Regions from separate parts of the Homo sapiens genome. Here region 1 is linked to region 2. A link is an interaction called in ENCODE POLR2A ChIA-PET data of the cell type or tissue named here. Cell type or tissue: GM12878. All regions are shown on one strand.

Region 1 (2,500 bases), 430 kb before region 2:
TACTTATTAAAGCACGCTTATTAACTTTTGTCCCTTCCCTGTCTCTTTCCTACTTCTTCAACATTCTTAAATGAACTATTTGGAACCAAACAAATCCTTGTCTCAGGGTCTTCTTTTGGTGGAACCCAAATTAAAACACCATGTAGCATTAATCTCAAAACGGTGTTTATGATCGACAAAACTACAACCTTCCTGTCAATACAGTGAATTATGTGGGAAGCAATATGTTTAAATCATTAAGTTATTTGTCTGGCTCTTTGGATATGAAACTGAAGATCACAATTACTTTAGATTTAGAAATAAGGAGAAAGATCAACACTTTCAAGCTTTCAAAAATTAGTAAAGCTTTGCATATTTGGCAAATTTATTTGCAGCTTTAAATACAAGGAATTAAACTTCAAAATGCAAACACCATGGTAGCACTATTTTTGCCTGCCCAGTATACTCATTTGCCCCAGACCTTCCTGTCTTTTGGTAACAGATGCTAGTCCCTAACAGGGTGAGTACATGACCAGGCTCAGCTAATAACAATAATTCATTCTTCTGGATGCAGTAACTGACTCTGAAATGGGCGCAGAATGAAACATTATCCTTCCCTGTAATTTTTCTAGCTGGAGTTGGTGGAGAAGAAGCCCTCTTGCCTTGTGGGTCTTGCAGACGGAAATATGAGTCTTGAATGGTCTGTGGCCCTGTTCCCTGCTATGTAGACAAAGTCTCTACACTAGAAAGTATGCTCCTTGGCCAGGGGGCGGTGGCTTATCCCAGTACTTTGGGAGGCTGAGGCAGGATCACTTGAGGTCAGAAGTTCAAGACCAGAATGGCCAACGTGTTTCATGAAACCCCGTCTCTAAAAATACAAAAATTAGCTGGGCATGGTGGCAGGCGCCTGTAATCCCACCTACTCAGGAAGCTGAGGCCTAAAAATCACCTGAACTTAGGAGGCAGAGGTTTCAGTGAGCCGAGACTGTGCCACTGCACTCTAGACTGGGTGACAAGCTAGACTCCATCTCAAAAAAAAAGAAAAAAAAAAGAAAGAAAAGAAAAAAGAAAGTATGCTCCTTGAGGACAGAAGCTTGATGTGTCTTATTTCTCTTTTCATTTTTGCCCCTTAAGCCTTTGGAACAAATTGGTATGTCTTATTTCATCACTTGTTTCCCCAGCAACTAAATAGTAGCTAGCACATAGCAGGTACTCAATAAAGATTTGTTGATTTAGACAGTACGTGAGAATGAAGCTAACAAACAGACCCACATGAAAGATTAAGAAACTAAGAGAATGTCCTGAAAGTACTTAGACAGTATGTGAGAATGAAGCTAACAAACAGACCCAAATGAAAGATTAAGAAATTAAGAGAATGTCCTGAAAGTACTTAATTTTTGTGGCCACATCTATCTATGTTTGTGGTTATTTCTTCAGTTCTACTGTCATTCTGCTTAGTTTAAGCTGAGTTGTCATTTGCAATCAAGAGTCTAGAAAAATACTTCAAGCAAACAAAGAAAAAAATCCAACAAACTGGATAAAGCAAATTAGTGCTTTAATATTTCTTCAACTTTGACCCAATAAAGCACTCAAGGATAAGGCGGAAAAAAAGCAATACTCATCCATATTTTTGTTCTGAAAGATGATTTAAGGAAATACTTTCATAATGACATGCCTGAAAATCCCACTTGAAACAATGTGAAAAACATTTTTTCTTAGTTATGTTCCATGTTGGCAAAAACATCTCAAATGATAGTTTTTATCATTCAAATTTGATTCAGTTAACAGAGTAACTTCCAAAAAAAAAATCTAGAAAATTTGAGGAGGAAGAACATCTTCTGATTCACTCCCGAAAATAAGCAAACTTTATCCTCTCCTTATTTTACAAAGCTAATCTTTTTTATTGCACTCAGGTAATAAAAACAGAACAATTCACAGATTTCCATACTATTTGGGACTGAAAAGCCTGGTGATAAATAAGTAGCCCCACCCACACTGATACCATATGACTGGTACAGAAAAATATCTATGTTTTAAAGATTAAGTTTTTTCTTCCTAGAATCACTGCTGTTTTAATTTTGAAATACTTATTTTGAAATCTCCAATATCATATCATGATTTTTGTGTCTATCAAATCAAGATGTGGGTTTAAAAGACTAAAAAAAATCTGTCCCTAACACCATTTTACAACCAATTTCTACCAATTATTCCAGATCACTCTGTCTATTGATTTATCAATGTATTTAATCTCTGCTTCAACCAGAAACTGTCTGAACCCTTCTGCAAGAAGGGAGGAACTTTTGGCATATATTATTCCTTATTTTGGTGTTCTTTCAAATTATCCAACTTGGTAGGATACCTATTCGTAATAGGTTTAATGTTGACTAAATTATATTATATATAACACTGTGAGAAGACTTTAAAAACATGGTCCCCAAAACGAAGCAGACATGAGTTGAAATCCCACATTTAGAAATTCTCTGAAACATTAAATTACTTAGTTCTCTTGGACTGAGTATTC
Region 2 (2,500 bases):
CTCTTTCATTAATTTTGTTTTGAAAAATATTTTTAATAAAAATATATATTTGTTAACATATAACAGGTTTGTTGGTATTTTAAAATGAATTAATATTTAAGACATTTCTCAGTTTTCAGTGTTTAATACTGTAAACATCAATAGATGTAACCAACCTAACAAAAGCTTTATGGGATTCTAAATAAATTTAAGTGTAAGATTCCTGAGAACAAAAAGTTTGAGAACTGTTGCTGTAGGCTGATTGACCAACATCATTAGGACTCGCCGGGTGCAGTGGCTTAAGCCTGTAATCCCAGCACTTTGGGAGGTCAAGTTGGGTGGATCACGAGGTCAGGAGTTCTAGACCAGCCTGACTAACATGGTGAAACCCCGTCTCTACTAAAAATACAAAAAATAGCCAGGCGTGGTGGTGCGCACCTGTAATCCCAGCTACTCAGAAGGCTGAGGCAGGAGAACTGCTTAAACCCGGGAGGCGGAGGTTGCAGTAACTGGAGATCACTCCACTGCACTCCAGCCTGGGCGACAGAGTGAGACTCCGTTTAAAAAAAAAAAAAAGACTCAGTACATTGGCCGGGTGCAGCGCCTCACACCTGTAATCCTGGCACTTTGGGAGGCCTAAGTGGGGGAGGATTGCTTGAGCCCAGTTTGAGACCAGCCTGGGCAATATAGAGAGACGTCGTCTCTACAAAAAATAAAATTAGCCAGGCATGATGGCCTGTACCTGTAGTCCCAGCTACTCAGGAGGTTGATATGGGAGGATCACCTGAGCCTGCGAGGTCGAGGTTGCAGCAAGCCAAGATCATGCCACTGTACTTCAGCCTGGGCGATAGAGACCCTGACTCAAAACAAAGAAGACCCAGTACAAGTTCAGTGTTGAGTGCTAAAGACTTAAAAGAGTTATAAAGCTGAACCCTTAATCTTAAGAGGTTTATAAGTGAGAACAAGAATCTCCAAATCCTGTACTGTTTAATATCAGCATGAGACTAAACCACTGTCCTAAGAAGACAACCTTAATTTGAATCAAGTTATTTTAGAGTGATGTGTTTTCTGAGGCAGCTCTCAGAAGGTTATTGTCTGGTGTTAAAATAGTGAAATTGAGTAATAACAAGGTTAAAATCGGTGGACATTAAATACACACAAGACTTCAATTGCTGGGTCCTCCATTGATTAATGAAAAAATGATTGTTTTTGGAATTTGAGTGAAACACTTCTTAATGGCTGAGTAGGGTGGCTTACGCCTGTAATCCCACCACTTTGGGATCACTTGAGGCCAGGACTTTGAGACCAGCTTGGCCAACATGAGGAAAGCACGTCTTTACTAAAAATACAAAAATTAGCTGGGCCTGGTGGCTCATGCCTGTAATCCCAGCTACTTGGGAGTCTGAGGCGAGAGGATCGCTTGAGCTTGGGAGGTGGAGGTTGCAGTGAGCGGAGATCATGCCACTGCATTCCAGCCTGGGCGACAGAGCAAGACTCTGTCCCAAAAAAAAAAAAAAAAAAAAAAGAAAAGGAAAAAAAACAAAAAACTTTTTTTTTTTTTTTTTTTTGAGACGGAGTCACAAAAAATTAGCCACCATGCCCAGCTAATTTTTTTGTATTTTTGGTAGAGACAGGGTTTCACCATATTGGCCAGGCTGTCTCGAACTCCTGACCTTGTGATCCGCCCGCCTCGGCCTCCCAAAGTGCTGGGATTACAGGCGTGAGGTGCCGTGCCTGGCAAAAAAAAAAAAAACACAAAAAAACCCACTTCTTTATAATTTTAACAATTCCAACATCATCTAGTAGATTTGTGTACCATTATTAAATAATCCTTTAAAATAAGTTCTAAACCTAAGGCCCATAGACCATAAAGACTGAAAGTTCGCTTACATTGTATGGAGTGTTTTGTGAGTATTTGTGCATACGTATTTTTTTTTTTTTAAGATAGAGCATTGCTCAATTGCCCAGGCTGGAGTACAGTGTGGTGTGATCTCGGTTACTGCAACCTCTGCCTCCTGGGTTCAAGTGATTCTCCTGCCTCAGCCTCCCTAGTAGCTGGGATTATAGACACATGACACCATACCTGGCTAATTTTTGTATTTTTTGTAGAGATGGGGTTTCATCAGGCTGGTCTCGAACTCCTGACCTCAGGTGATCTGCCCGTCTTGGCCTCCCAAAGTGCTGGGTTTACAGACGTGAGCCCAGCCATATATATATATTTTTTTTAAATAGGAGAAAGGACCCATAGTCTCATCAGGGGTACGTGATTCCTCAAAATGGTTAAGGACCATCCTTTAACCAGTAACAGAAATCTGATTGGGTGCTTTCCTTTAGCCCAGTCTCACCTTGTAGCAAAACAAAGTGCTCGTACAGAACCCGAAGCTTAATATCAAAAGGATAAGGGTAATTTGTACAAATATTTTCCCCTTCCTCCTTTCTGATATTTGAGTTTATAGTGTTTCTTTTTTATACCAAAATCATTAAAGGTAGCTTGGTCAGCTCTTCAATTCAAGTCTGTTAA

The links. Peaks named below come from ENCODE experiments on the same cell type or tissue, not always from the same donor. Only the 100,000 strongest peaks of a DNase experiment are listed, where the experiment ranks them.
Region 1: POLR2A ChIA-PET joins it to region 2 with 6 read pairs; 2 of 35 experiments call an interaction of 5 or more read pairs at or near these places.

What each region holds. Positions count from the first base shown.
Region 1 is chr2:202,668,819-202,671,318 of GRCh38, reverse strand. All of the region lies in intron 1 of FAM117B (family with sequence similarity 117 member B), which reads right to left. Among named protein-coding and RNA genes, the nearest start is that of FAM117B, 35 kb to the right of the region's middle. In GM12878, no CTCF peak of the experiment used is centred here; a DNase peak (open chromatin) is centred at 1,248; H3K4me3 peaks cover 329 bases.
Region 2 is chr2:202,233,870-202,236,369 of GRCh38, reverse strand. All of the region lies in intron 1 of SUMO1 (small ubiquitin like modifier 1), which reads left to right. Among named protein-coding and RNA genes, the nearest start is that of SUMO1, 3.5 kb to the left of the region's middle. In GM12878, no CTCF peak of the experiment used is centred here; no DNase peak of the experiment used is centred here.